Regions from separate parts of the Homo sapiens genome. Here region 2 is linked to region 1. A link is a loop called in an ENCODE intact Hi-C map of the cell type or tissue named here. Cell type or tissue: heart left ventricle. All regions are shown on one strand.

Region 1 (8,000 bases):
AGTTCAAAGTTACCATGCAAAAAGAGTTCTTCAGTTCTAGAGAGAACAAATAGAAAAGATGGTAATATAAACACTAGCTAAAGCTAACAGTGGCTCAGTCTTAGTTGTTATTTTGTTGTTGTTGTTGTTGTTCAGTTTTGAGTAATTATATAAAGTACACATTGAAAGATATTCAGGATTTTTTGATTCTCAAAAGCAGGCAGATTTCTTTAACTTTAATGTTGAGGATTAAATTCTCCAAAATAAGTCATGAGATACATTTCTAAATTTTGTTCATCTGATGTAGTTTAAGGACCATTTTAATACTCATGGCTTATAAATAATGGAGTACATGGAGCAATTTTCTACATAAAAAGCATAGTTCACCAATATTGATATATAAAAGATGGCTTAATAATCCCCTGTAATCCCATGCAATTAGGGAGTGTATTTTTGCATGTAAGTAGATATTTAGTGATATCCATTATTAAATATCTTCTTGCACTTGAGATCCTTGAATCTTCTCACTAATGAAGCAACACACCATTAACACTGTCTACTGAAACCCTGGAAATCTTAAATTATATAGAAATTAATGTATAGGCACAGGGTGTACAAACTGACGAGGAAGAAGTCTGCCTTCCTATTGTATATTCTGAGTCTTAGATTAAAATCCTCAAAATTCATCCACTTTTTGGCAGGTTATAAATGAGTGGTCTTAGGACCATGGGGGCAGACAGCCTTCAGGACAACTCCTAATGACTTGAATGTTTCAGATACTCATTATTTCAATAGGCAAGAACCTTCATTCATCAACTAGAATATTACCTCAAATGGAGATGATGTAGGATTATGCCAGCAAGCAAAAAGATAAAACTGTTTAATAATTCAGATTTTTTAAATGGTTTTTTTTCTCCATCCAAATAAATGCAGCTCTCCCTAATTTTTGTTTATTTCATCTCATCAATTGTTCATCAAAGATGAATGATTATTAACAGCCTCTGACAAAGTTTTAATGCTTGTGGTCAGAACTGTAGAGTGTTAAAAATAATATCCAACAGGTTAAATAGGACAAAATAAGAGTGATGCCATAAATGCTAAATGTCAATGCTGTGATCATTAAAAACATTAAATATTTTTCCAAAAGATTCACATTATATAATGTATATTTAATATTTTTGTTTGTTATATAGTCAAATAATCCAGGTCTAATAAGTTTTTCACATATTATCTCATTTTTTAGCATTATTTTTTAAATTGATTTATGTCCTCACATAATATGTTAAGGTCGTCAATTTTATGTGTCAACTTACAGGACTAAGGGATGCCATAGAGTTGGTGAAACATTATTTTTTAGTATGTCTGTGTGTGAGGATGTTTCCAGAAGAAAATAGCATTTGAATCTGTAGGCTGAGTGAAGAAGATGGTCCTCACCAATATGCGTGGGCATTATCCAACATGCTGAGAGACTGAATAGAAGATAAAAGCAGAGAAAAGGCAAAATTTGCTCTATATTTTTCAGTGAGGATATACATCTTCTGCACTCAGACATTGGCACTTCTTGTTTGGGGGATTTCAGGCTTGTTCCTGGATTTACGCCATTGTCCCTCCAACCTCAGTGGTTCTCAGGGCTTCTGATTTGGACTGGGACTTACACCATTGGGACCTCTGTCCTCAGGCCTTAGGATTCAGACTGAATTACACCACTGGTTTTCCTAGTTCTCCAGCAAACAGACAGCAGATTATGGCTTCTCAGCCTCCACAGTTGTATCAGCCGATTCCTATAAGTCTTCTCTTATATATATTATAATATATAATACATTTAAAATATTATATTGTATATAGCATTAGTTCTATTTCTCTAGAGAACCCTGACTAATGCATGTGTATGTAAATTTAAATAAATAACTCTGAAATGTATTCAAAATATTGAAATAGGCTGGGTGCAGTGGCTCACGCCTGTAATCCCAACATTTGGGGAAGTTCAAGGCAGATGAATTGCTTGAGCTCAGGAGTTCAAGACCAGCCTGAGCAAAATAGTGAGACCTTATCTCTGCAAAAAATTTTAAAAATTAGCCAGGCATGGTGGCATGTACCTGTAGTCCCAGCTTCTCAGGAGGCTGAGGCAGAAGGATCTCTTAAGCCTGAGAGGTCAAGGCTGCAGTGAGCCATGATTGTATCACTGCACTCCAGCCTGGCCTGGGTGACAAGGCAAGACACGGTCTCAAAAAAAAAAAAAAACCATTAAAAAAACTATCTATCTATCTATATACACACACACATACACACACATATGTTTATATTTACATATTTTTGAGACCATGTCTTGCCTCTCTCACACGTGCGAGAGAGATGTGAGGATGAGAGAAAGAAAGAGAGAGAAACCTTTTACTAGATTTCTTTTCTTTTTGTTTATCTTGCTCTGTCTCCCAAGCTGGAGTGCAGTGGTGACATTTCGGCTCACTGCAATCTCCACCTCCCAGGTTCAAGTGATTCTTCTGTCTCAGCTTCCCAAGTAGCTGGAATTACAGGCATGCACCACCATACCTAGCTAATGTTTTCTGTAGTTTTATTAGGGACAGGGTTTCACCATGTTGGTTAGGCTGGTCTCAAACTCTTGACCTCAAGTGATCTGCCTGCCTTGGCCCCACAAAGAGCTGGGATTACAAGCATGAGCCATTTGCACCTGGCCCTTTCTCTAGATTTCCAAAATTTAAATTTGAAAAACATCTCTTGAAGACAAAATACCCAATGCATTTATTTTAGTCTAATTTACTGCTACTTTCTTTATAAATTGAATCTTTTCACTTTTCCAAGAAGCCTGATCCACGTGATATTGCTTCTTCTCCCAATCTGGAATTTTATAGTAAGAATTCTAGCCATTTCCCTTGGACCTATCCTCAGTGAATGGTGTAGTTTATTCCTGGGCCATGTATGGCAGCATGCATGATCTTAAAAGAAGTGAAATGTTCTTTAGAGAACTTCTATCTAGTCTGTTGTTGCAGTTGTGAAAAAAAATCACTGAATCTGAAGTCTTGGGGTTATGTTCATTTTCTATCTGAGAAATACAAACAAAATTCTAAGTCCCACAACCTACTGAATGGACCCTTTCTTGGCCAGGCAACCTTGAAAACTGAGTTCTCAGCCATGACAACATGGGAGGTCAGATACACCTTGTTATAGCCTCTCCATCGATAACCACCATTAGGTTTTCTTCGATAAGGGCTAATCAGAAACCAGCCCTTTCGGAAGACTCCACCGTTGGTATAACCAACGGCCTGACTGCTGCCCCTTCCTTTTGCAGTTCCAACAAAACAACCCATCAGCATCTCTTCCTGGTAGGAGACCATCCACTATGGAGTGGGTCTGGCCGGTCTACAGAGGATGATCAGTAATGGTTTTCCCGTCCTCTGCTTCACCTTTTGACATGAGAGGGCCAGAAACTCCACCCTTGGATCATGCTAACATCTCTATGTTCTGAACATGGATCCCATAGAGAATCATGAAGCTCAATTGCACATGCGTATGTTTCTCCTTTCATAAATATTCATTACTCCTCATATAGCTTATTAAATACATATATTTGGTCCCCTTGCTCAGCATAAGTTCCTCTTCCCTCTGTCCCTGTCTCAAAGTGTCTGTTTCTGGCTTCTGACCATAGGCTACTCTTCTCAGTCTGCCAGAATGGCCACTCTTCAGGCCACAACACTTCATGAAAAATAAAGTCCTCCTTTTCAAATATATGAATCTTGTCATTCTTCAGTTGACAATCAGATAATTATTTTAGGTACTTGAATAAGTTTCTCAAACTCCCTGATCATTTCCTTCTTTTTTAATAAAATGAAGATCTTGAGAATTTATTTCACAGAGTAATAATGAGCTAGACTCTATTTTCCTCCGTTGAATACTCCATTCTTTTAGGAACCCTATATTCCATTTCCATTCAATCCTGCCCCTAATGCCACAGGTGTGGAATTATCAGATTCTAGGTGGAATAATCAGACTTGCTCACTCTCTTGGTGAAAAGGAATTGTGATGCAAAAGATGAGTTAATCGAATAATGGTGGGCTTTGTAGTTTCTTATATGCACAAAACAGTGACCAAAACAGACAGAACTCTTGTCCTCATGGAGTTTTCATTCTAGTTCTAAACAACAGTGTTTTTGTTTTTGTTTTTTTTTCCACACCAACCAATTACTTAATTATCAGCAAACACCGACTGGGTGTCCTACAATTTAACTCTATTCTGACCCTGACCACCTGGAATTAGAACAGGCCATACAGATTAAGGATTCAGTCTCACAAAATATTCCTTACTTCAGATGCCAGTTGCAAATAGAAGATCCCTTAGTTACTCACAACTTCTTTCCAACTTGGCTACAAGTCAGAGTTTCATGGGACTCCCTTCTCATGTTCAACAATTTGCTGGGACAGCCCACAGAATCCAGGAAAACAGTTTACTTACTATTTACCAATTAGAAATTTTTTTTTTTTGAGATGGAGTTTTGCTCTTATTGTCCAGGCTGGAGCGCAATGGCGTGATCTCGGCTCACTGCAACCTCCGCCTCCCAGGTTCAAGCAATTCTCCTGTCTCAGCCTCCTGAGTAGCTGGGATTACAGGTGCATGCCACCACACCCAGCTAATTTTTCTATTTTTGGTAGAGAGGGGGTTTCATCATATTGGTCAGGCTCGTCTTGAACTCCTGACCTCAAGTGATCCGTCTGCCTTGGCCTCCCAAAGTGCTGGAATTACAGGTGTGAACCACCACAGCCAGCCTACAAATGCTATTTTAAAGGATACAAATGAACAGTCAGAAGAAAATATACATGGGGTGAGATCCAGAAGGGTCCCAAGCACAGGAACTTCCATTCCAGTGTGCCACCCTCCTGGCATGTGCAGCCTTCTTGTTCACCAACCCAGATGCTCTCCAAACCCATTTTTAGGGTTTCTATGGAGGCTTTATTATTAAGGCATGATTGATTTAATCATTGGCCTTTGGTGATTAAGTCAATCTCTAACCCCACTCCTTTTTCTGAAGATTGGGGGATGGGGCTGAATGTTCTAACCTCTAATTACAGGATTGGTTCCCTTGGCAACCAGGCCTGTATTCTTAGGTACTTTCCAAAAGTCACCTCATTAACATAAACTCAGGTAGAGTTGAAAGGGGCTTGTTATGAATAACAAAAGATACTCCTTTCATCTTTATGCTTCTGAGCTATTTCAGGAACAGGGGTGTTTGCAGGGTAGGGGGGCGGGGGAGGGGGGGCGGATATAATAACAAAGACATTTCAATCACCCCTACCACTCAGGAAGTTACAACAATTTTAGAAGTTCTGTGCCAGGAACCAGGGACAAAGAGCAAATATATAATTATTATTATATCATAAAAATCACAAAAACAAACATTTCACTAGTAAAGGCTAGAGTATGTCAATAGTGAAAAGTATTGAGGAGAAAAATAAGGAGCAGTGGGGAGAAGAAATGCTAGAACTAGGTGTTTGCAATCTTAAGGATCAGAAAATAATATCCCAGAATATGATCCATTGATGTGGTGAAATAAAGAAGCAGGCTCAAGATCTCTCTGACCTCCCCCTTCCCTGCAGCCCTGTCTCAAACCCTCTGTTTCTCCCTAAGCACAAGGAAAGGCTTTACTTTAATATTCCTTTATGCTTTGAGATCACATCTGCCAAAGAAAACACAATTGCCTTCTACTCCTTCCCTGAAATTTTATTACCAGAAGACAGGAATGTAACCACATCTGGATGGACTTTGTCACAAGATACTGTCTGTCTCTGGGCTCATTGAAATTCCTAAGAGAATCATTTATAGGATAATGTCTCCCTCCCGGGCCCATTTATCTCTCCTAAAATTATTTACTACTCCTCTAAAATTATCTATAGGCCCCCACTACCCTCTCCCCTATAAATGGGATATTTATACTTCCACCATCTGGCTCTTCTTTGAGTCACATATTTCATATGGCTCTCATGGATACGTGCATGTCAATAAATTTGTATGCCTTTTCTCCTGTTAATCTGTCTATTGTTAGGTTATTTCGGAAGGCTCAAACCTTCAGAGAGGGAGAGGTTCTTTTAATTCCTATGACAATTTTAAGATCTTTATGGTTAAAGAAAATGAAAGCAATACCAGTACAGCATTTTTGGTGCTTATTTCAGTTAACGCCTTTGGTTGATACCTCTCTACCCCCAAAATAGTTTATGCTATCAGACTCAAAAAATAAAAAACTTAAATGTTATAGAAAAAATAATATTCTAGGGACACTCAATCTCCCACATTATTATAAGAGATCTCTATTGTGATTAATATTAGGTGTCAACTTGACTGGATTGAAGGATGGCTAGATAGCTGGTAAAGTGCTGTTTCTGGGTGTGTCTGTTTGGGTGTTCTCAGAGGAGACTGACATTTGAATCAGTGGACTGGAAGAGGAAGACCCACCCTCAATGTGGATGGGCACCATCCAATCGGTTGCCAGTGCTGCTAGAACAAAGCAGCCAGAGGAAGTTGGGATAAGCTGGCTTGCTAAGTCTCCTGGCTTTCATCTTTCTCCTGCGCTGGATGCTTCCTTCTGTCCCTCCTGCCCTTAAACATCATACTCTAGAATCTTTTCCCTTTGAACTCTTGGACCTACACCAGTGTTTGCCAGAGGCTGTTGGGCCTTTGGCTACAGACTGAAGGTTGTACTGTTGGCTTCCCTGTTTTTGAGGCTTTTGGACTCAGACTGAGCCACTGCTGGCTTCTTTCTCAGCTTGCAGAGAGAGACTATCTTGGGACTTGAATTGTGATTGTGTGAGACAATTCTTTCTAATAAACCCCCTTTCATACATACATATGAAAAGGAGTACATATATGATAATAGTATATGTATTTCCATACATATATCCTATTAATCCTGTCCCTCCAGAGAACCCTGACTAATACAACCTCCATTTAAAAATTGCTGACATAGACTATCAACATTAGAAAAATTCCCTGGGCACTGAGACCATGATAAGCTCCCAGCATCCCTGCAACACTAGCAATGTGCAAAATATAGATTCACGAGTTGGGAATTCAGTAGTTTCTAAGTATATCCCTACCAGTGTGACAACTTATTTATGTGTCACAAACTGAATTGTCTATTCAGTGTCAGTTATTACTTATTTCTTATATACATTTCTCAAAGAGTTACCAGAATTAACAAGTGAATGAGACCATAATTAACCTTGATCCCCAGCAACTCATATATATATTTTATACCTGCTATTTTGCATGCCAACTAGTATAAAACATAAACAGCTTTTTATTAAAAGAATTTTACACTATGTGAGGGTCTGTTAGCTAAAGAGAGAGTAGAGCATCTGAAGTCAGAGGTTACTATATCCCAATTATAATTAATGTGTTTGGTCTACTTTTAGCTGTTTTGATTCCATGCAATTTATTTACTCTGAATGTTTACATCTATATAAAGTCACATATAAATATTATTGTTGTAGGAGTTATAAGAGATTATTTTAGGCAGATAGAAAAAGGTGTCCTTGGGAAGTTTTTTATTTTTTAAAGCATCTCCGGAAAAGTGTCTTGTAAAGCCCTGGCTCTTAGAGCCAGGCTGGCAATCTTTGATACGCAAATTCAGGCCATTAGAAACTGGGTCCACCCAACATGGTGATTCTCATGGCCTTCTTGCCCAGGCTTTTAATAGCTTTGAAGATTGTAACATTGGACTAGAGAAGGAATGTACGGGACTCATAAAGCACTAACATGTTCACAAATATGAAGCAAAACAAGAGTTAACTAAATGGACTGCAATCAGAAAGTTAAAGCAAACTTTTTTACTTTTTCTTGGAATATTGCTAATCCTTGTTTTGGTTTTCAGAGTCAAGGAAACTTATTTAAACTATTTATGGCCTTTAATACTTCAGTAAGGTATACTCCTATGAACAAAATTTGGAGCATGTTTATTTTTCTCTGCCTGGTTCCTCTAAAATTTGGAGATTATCTGGGAGTACTCTTAACTTATGGCA
Region 2 (8,000 bases), 180 kb after region 1:
CTGTTGCCTTTAAATAAAACAAATACTCAAATAAGGTATAAAAGGGATCTCTTCCTATATCAGTAATAAAATAAGAAAATTGGCAAAAATATTACGGAGTTTAAAGCTTGTATTAGAATTGTATTAAAAATAATGAGCTTTAAGGAGGTTAGTGGACAATTTAAAACAAATATTTGTAGTGAAATCTCAAGGTATGTTCCCAGGTATGTGGAGAATAGAAAAACTTATCAGGTTATTTGTGGACATGATGACCTATAAGGAATAGCGAGCCTAGCAAGAAACAAAGCTGGGTCTGCTGATGGAGAAGCTGCCTATTCATTACTAAGGTTTCCTCCTTTTTTTTTCAGAGAAAATTTATTTCATAATTAAAAACAGATGTAAACTAATTTCAAAAGTACAACAAGGCAATCTATTGATTTAGGCAGCAGCTTATAATATAAAAGACAACAGAGCAATCTATTGATTTAGGCAACAACTTATAGCAGAAAGAGAAATACCCTTAAATCAGGAAGCTTTCATTTTGTTAATTCCAAGCTAATTGATGAACTTTTAGTTGAAAATCCATTTTTAGCTTCAAGATCTTCTTCAAAAAATTGAGGTAATAACACAAACTGTTCAATAAAATTATAAGAAGTCATTGTTGTGAACTGAGCTACTATGCTAGGCATCAGTAGACCAAATCAAAATCAAGTTTCTTAAGCTAAGTGCCATGCAATCAAACTATAACTTTACCATGGCACATGTATACCTACGTAACAAACATGCATGTTCTGCACATGTATCCCAGGACTTAAAGTATTAAAAAAAGAAAGAAAGAAAGAAAGCAGGAAAATCCCCAAAAAGACCTTTTTTTTTTTTTTTTTCCTAAAATCAGGTGATTCCCAACAACCAATCAGAAAGGGCCTACTCAACCTGAACCAACATGAAAAGGAAGTCCCCTCTGCTTTATCCCTTGCGAGGAAAGTCACTGAAGCAAGCTAATGTTAACTAATCCATTTTTTTGGTATTATTCTGTTTCCTTGTTCCTCCTCAACCTACCTTCAAAAACCAACTTTTCTGACATGCCCAACAGACCACATTTTATTTAGGTGGGAAGATGCCTAATTCATGAATTATTAATAATGACAATCAGATGTTTATACTACATTTGTTGACATTTTTTGTTTTTAACTCTACTCAAAGTGTAATTGTAAAAATTACTTGCAAAGGCATCAGGCACAGTTAAGTGGCAGATTAACTTACCTATTTGTTCTTAAAATAAACATTTATTAAGTGTCTCCCTGAGGGAGAAATTATGCCAAGTCCAAGAAAAGCAAAGCCTAATAAAACATAGATGCTCCCTTCAAAGAGTTCATAGAAGAGGAAAGACATATGGGAAAAAAGGGTATGGAATGTCACAGAGACCATGATGAGAGTTATGGCACCCCAAGGGAAGAGTCAATTCTTACATGTAGGGATGAGGACATTACCTGGTATCCAATAATTCTGAGTAATTTATTTATTAGTTCTAGTAGTTTTATGAAGATTCCTTATGAGTTTCTAGGTATCACATATGATATATCAGCTGTGAAAAAGACAGTTTGTTTTTGTCTTTTCAGTCTCTTAATTTCTTCCCCTTGCCCTATAGCGTGGGCTAGAACTTCCAGTACCCTGTTGAATAAAAGTTGAGTGACTATACTTGCCTTCCTCCCAATCTTTGAAGGAAACCATACCATACTTTACCATTAAGTAAGATGTTAGCATTAGTTTTTTGTTTTGTTTTGTTTTGTTTTGTTTTTTATAGATGCCCTTTATCGAATTCAGGGAGTACTCTTTTATTTGTACTTTTCATTAGGAAATGTTGAACTTTGCCAAGTGAATTTTCTGCACCTATTAAAAAGATTGTATGTTTTTGTTCTCCGTCATTCCAGTCATGCAATGAATTATACTACCTGATCCTCTTACTTTATTTTATCTTCTTTTTATATATTGATGAATTCAATTTGCTGATATGTTATGAAAAGTTTCTGCATTTGTATCCATAATAATTATTGTTCTGTACCTTTATTGTAATGCTTCTTTTTTGTTTTGTATCAGAATGATGCAGACCACATAAAATAAATTTTGAAGTTTATTCTATCATCTGCTTTCTGGAAGTGTTTGTGTATGATTGATATTAGTTTTCCTAATGTTTGATAGAATTTACCAGGAAAACCACCAGGGCTTAGAATTTTTTGTGGGACATTTTATAATGACTTATAGTAAAGTCATTTCTTTAACAGATATACAGTTATATAGTTTTCTTCAAAAATTTCTTCTTGTGTCAGTTCCAGTAAGTTGTGTTTTTTGGGGAGTTCATACAACATCATAATTGTTGATTTTGTTGACATGATTTGTTGACATGTTAAAAAAAATCTTGTGTTTATTAATACCTATAATATGTTTTGTAGTAAATCTTTTATTTATGATATTGTTAATTTGTATTCTGTCTCTCTTTTTTCCAAATCAGTGTATCAAGGCACTTTTCTATTTTATTAATCTTTTCATTAAAATAACTTTTAGCTTTGTTCACTTAGACTATTGTTTTTCTGACCTATGTCATTGATTTCTGCTCTTAGATTCATTATTTGTACTTTTATGCTTATGTGAGTTTAATTTGCTTTTTTTCCTCTAGCTTCTTAAGGTGAAAACTTGATAGCTGATAGTAAACATTTCTTTCTCTCTACTAAAAGTCTTTAAGATTATAAATTTTTCTCTAAATATTTCATCAGTATTGCCCCAGTTTTTAAATGTTGCAATTTTATTATCATTCAGTTTAAAATATGCTTTACTTATGCTTGTGATCTCTTTGAGATATATTCATTATTTAAAATTTAGTTTTTAATACATTTTAAAGGCCAAGTTTTATGCTGCAAGAATTATATCTTAATAGATGTTATAAAATGAGGTGTTAAATTTCCAAACAGTGTGGCTTTTTTATTTATCTTACTTTTATCAATTAAATTTAATTGCATCATTGTCGAAGAAGGGATTTCGTGACATTTCACTGCTAAAAGCAGTTACAAAGATGAGAGGACAGAGGGAGCTGCAGTAGGAGCTCAAGAGATCTATGGATGCTCATGCTTCAATCCTCCCATGAGCAGAAACAGGCTAAGTTTTAATAGGTCTTCCATTTATTTAGCCTTGGCTGGTGTTTATGCGTCAAAAGATAAGTCTAAAAAATATTAAATAGCTTGTGTGCTTCCTTTTTAAGTTACAATTATTTAAATTTTAGTTTAACTTAGTTTTGTTTTTAATGATTTGTTTGTTTTGGGATTCAGAGAAGATGACAGGAATAGGAAGGAATGTAGTGCAGACAAGTAGTTTGGAGTTTAATAAAACTAAATTGCACCTATATATTTGACTTCACCTTTAATTTGCTGTGTGATCTTGAGTACAAGGGCCTGTTACAATAAGGTAGGAACTGACTGATGCAGAGATGTCAACTCGCAGGGTGAAATAATTTGTTTAAATTTTATTTAGTGACAGAAGATATAGAAACCTCCGTCAACCGAGACAGCTACAAGAAGAAACATTGTGGCATACTCCCAATCATGGGAGCCTACCAAATTCCCAAAGCCCTCAAGGAGGTACACAGCTCCAGATAATGCCTTCTTAGAATAAGTTTCCACCAGATCTGAGAAATAATATTTACCAAGCTTAGAGAGTTTTCATACTCTCCTGGTTCTTTTTCATTATGCTGGATTTTTCTGCAACTGGCTATGTGCCTGCCTGCTCACCAAGTGAAATCACTGGTACAAAACAATCTCAACACATTCCTGAGTGTTTATTGCTCAAGTGGGGGAATTCAAGGTCAGCCTCCCATGAGTTCTGGTTTCCTGTTCCTTGGCAGAACCAGGTCTCAAGGCTCGCCGTGTCTATTCCTTGACAACCTATTGGAATCTGTCTGAAACCAGTCAAACAAAAGACAGAGCTAGTCACGGTAGTGTGCCAGCATCTATTTTAGACATCAATTCAGAATGCTACACTATCAGTTTGCTTGGACAATGAATCAAGATCCGTTGAGGTTAATGCAAGTCAAAGATACTTCTCCATTATGACAAGCTTGGTGCATATCTGTGCAAGCTCTAGACAGGGCATGAGCTCATGATAACTTGTAGCATGCTCAGTGAATGAAGAATGTGTGACTTTTAGGCATCGAAGAATTCCTAATTTATAAACTCTAGAAAAATCATATTTTTTTTCTGATTAGATTTTCTAAGGGACTCATTGCTTATTTCTTTTTATTTCTCCTTTCCCACAAGTCTTGTCACTAACTCTACATAGTCACAAATTTAGCACTACAAGTACAGATTCTGTATAATTCTGGACCAGAACTTTCCCTTTATGCCAAGCCAAGGTACTATGTTTGGCTTTAATTCATCACTCTGACCTACTTTGTTCTCAGCTTTAAAGAAAGAAAAATTAAATTAGCCCTTGCCATTAGGATAAAAAAGTTGTTTCAGCTTCCCTCCACTAAGGTACTATTTAACCACTGAACTTGTAATACATTAAATGGAACCAGAGTGGCTCTAAGGAATTAAGGCTGTTTCCTAACTTACTTCAAGGCTCATTAAGAGAAGAGTTTCCAAAAAGTGTGTTTCCAGTTTATTTCTAGTTTAAACTTCTCTTATACTACTTGTTTGAATTAATAGGGCTTCACAAATATCTTTTCGGGCATTGGTGAGATACTTAAGAACAATAGCATTTTATATAAATATACTAAACTGAGGTGGTAGTTTGGTCATCACATGGTTTAGCTGCTTCCCTACCCAAGTCTCATCTTGAATTGTAGCTCCCATAATCCCCATGTGTCATGGGAGGGACCCAGTGGGAGGTAATTTAATCATGGAGGCGGTTACCCTCATGCTGTTGTCATGACAATGAGTGAGTTCTCATGAGATCTGATGGTTTTATAAAGGGCTTTCCCCTCTTTTGCTTGGCACGTCTTGCAGCTGCCATGTGAGGAAGGACCTGTTTTCTTCCCCTTCTGTCATGACTCTAAGTTTCCTGAGGCCTCCCCACCATGCTGAATTGTGAGTCAATGAAACCTCTTTCCTTTATAAATTATCCAGTCTTGGGTATGTCTTTAGTAGCAGCATGAGAATGGACTAATGCAGGCCACTTGTGAAAATATTGAATTTAGAGGACAAAAATAAGAAAAAGAGAATGTAGAGATGCAAAGGAAGAAGGAAAAGTTGGTAATAAGATTAATTATAAATTTCTGGGTATGTTTATATTTATTGAATTTCTTTTACATGTTAGGCTTCATTCTGGGTGTTTGAAGATACATCACTAAATAAAACCAATTAAAATCTTGGCATTCATGTAATTGAGAGTATAATTCAGGATATAGAATATAAAAAATAAATAAATAAATGATTTTATACTTTAGGAAGAAAATTTGGAGGGGATAGGAGCGTAGCAATATGTGTGTAGATGTTGTGATTACATATAAAGTGGTCAAGGGAAATGACACTGAAAAGATATCATTCGAGTGAAGATGATGAAAATCTGGGAGTGAGCTATATAATAAGGAGAAAACAAGAAATACTTCACTTTAATAGCAGGCAAAATAGGTGATGACCATTTATATAATATCAGTATTGTGTTTTCAATTAAAAAGCAGCTTATTAAATGAGGAGTATATCTCTAGCTTTCAGCTATGTACTTTTTCAAGTCCTGCAAAAAAAAGAGGCTTAAGATTCTCTCGCTGCTCAAAGGACAAATACTCTTCCATCCACAAATTGAAAACAAGACAATTAGGAAGGGTGACTACATGTAACACATTTCTAATCACTTACTACAATAGAGTTGAATTTATTTAGAAATACTGCAGAACTTGCTGGCAAAAGAAGAGAGGGATTTCAAGAAAGAGTGAAGGAAGAATATGAGAAGCAAAGATAAAGATATAAGGATGAAGAATAAAAAATAATAATGTAGGGATGCAGAAGGAAATAGTTGAAATAAATAAATTGGCTTGATTACAAAAGAAAGTTATTCACTGGAAGTTAGGTGGCTAAAGCAATGCAGGATTAGGAGGGCCCTGATTTCTGAAACAAAATTTCAGTGTCTGAAATTGTTGGAATAAATAATAATTGACATTGCAAGTAGGGTTTGCTTGCCAAGACACTTCCTCTTTTGCCAATTATGATGTCTGGATGTTCTACTATTCGTCATTGTTTGGGTTTAGACATTGTTCCAGAAGTTTCCTATAAACATGCACATATGCAATATGTTAGCAAATGCTAGTTTACTTGATTTAAGAAAATGCTCCACCCTCTCATGTCTTTGCTTAATGTCCTCTCAAATGGAATTGCGGATTCTCTTGTAATTCTTATAATATTACTAGTAGCAGCAGCAGTTGTAATATTCAAACACTCACCTTTCCGGCAAATTTTCTTCCATCCAGAAACATGTTCAAGTATGGCTAATATCAACAATTTCTCTCTCTTGATTTTTTATTCCCCTATAGCACTCTCCCAATTTCTTTACTCTATCAAATCTAAGCCTCTTGAAAGATCTCTGCCTCTACTTTTTTTACTTCCTAATCCCAGTAATCTGGCTTATGCTCCCTCTGCTCCACTAAAAATCATCCTGATGATCACATAAATAACCTCAGAATTGTCAGGTTCAATAAACGTACTTTAGCCCTTTACTTCTTCACCTCACTGATCCATTGGGTTCTGTTTTCCTGTCATCTCTCAGAAAATTCTCTTGTATCTGACTATCATGATTCTCTTTCTATTTCAGAGATCACTGCCTCAGGCTTCACTGTTCTTTCTACGCTAACCTCAGTCTGGACAATGTCTTCCATGACCAGAGCTTCACCTATTATAAATGTGGAATAAATGCCAAAATTTTATCTCTCACACATCTGCATTTTTGTTCGTAATATCCTCATCTCATGAAATATTATTCCTCTATTTTTCTGGCATTGTCTGTAAATACCTTACTAAATTTTATGCTGAAAGACACAGTAGAGTGTTCCTTCTTTGTTGCACATGCATTTCTTGCTAAAACCCCTAAAATAACACTCATCACATGTTTTCACTTTCTTTTGGAGAACAATCCTGGAGCATATTTTCAATTTTTGTATCACAAGCACCTACCATTATTTGGAACACCAGAATGAGGGATAGTGCTCAAGAATATTCATTGCATAGATGAAATTGTGTCATAAGGAACAAACAAAATATTTATATAAATATTGTAAATGACTGTCTATATCTTGGGGAACTTTCCAACAAATACAAAATAAAATCAGATAGAGATAAATCAAGGAGGAATCATCTTGTAAAGTCAGAGCTAGTGATAAGATATCAGAGAAGGGATGTCATGAGGAAATTATGAATACAAAACTAGCAAAACAGTTTAACAGATAGTGGGAGAAATAGAACAAGTATGCTAATTAAATCTCAAGCAAGACAAATAAAACAGAAAAAAATATTAACCCTATGTATAGGAACACAGAGATTAGAAATCATAAGGATAAAGCCCCGCAATCATTTCTAGAACCAATGACTTTAATGGAAATAGAAATTTTTTGTTTTAGATAGGGACTATCATAAACTGACTTACAAAAATTCAAGAGGAAAGTTAAAGAAAACCTTTACTTTAAAAAGAGTTTATTATTTTAGCATGGGCAATGCCGTGTCCACACTTGAGATACAGGAATGATGAAATATAGGAGATACGAGTAAAAAAGATTTCAACATGGTCTAATTTTCAAAAGTCAAAACTTTCAGCCAGGTGCTGTGGCTTATGCCTGTAGTCCTAGCACTTTAGGAGGCTGAGGAGGGTGGATCACGAGGTCAGGAGTTCGAGACCAGCCTGTCCAAAATGGTGAAACCCCATCTCTACCAAAAATACAAAAATTAGCCAGGTGTGGTGGCAGGCACCTGTAATCCCAGCTACTCAGGAGGCTGAGGCAGGAGAATCACGTGAACCTGGGAGGCAGAGGTTGCAGTGAGCTGAGATCT

The links. Hi-C counts contacts between places; a loop is a spot of excess contacts. Peaks named below come from ENCODE experiments on the same cell type or tissue, not always from the same donor. Only the 100,000 strongest peaks of a DNase experiment are listed, where the experiment ranks them.
Region 2: it touches region 1 in a loop (2.1-fold over the local background); 2 of 110 quality-filtered maps call a loop at or near these places.

The regions. Positions count from the first base shown.
Region 1 is chr6:141,150,854-141,158,853 of GRCh38, reverse strand. No RefSeq gene overlaps it. Among named protein-coding and RNA genes, the nearest start is that of MIR4465, 470 kb to the right of the region's middle. RefSeq lists enhancers at 5,066-5,225, 4,753-5,366. In heart left ventricle, no CTCF peak of the experiment used is centred here; no DNase peak of the experiment used is centred here; H3K27ac peaks cover 752 bases.
Region 2 is chr6:140,975,804-140,983,803 of GRCh38, reverse strand. No RefSeq gene overlaps it. Among named protein-coding and RNA genes, the nearest start is that of MIR4465, 300 kb to the right of the region's middle. RefSeq lists a silencer at 3,758-4,052. In heart left ventricle, a CTCF peak has its summit at 3,013; no DNase peak of the experiment used is centred here; H3K27ac peaks cover 1,999 bases.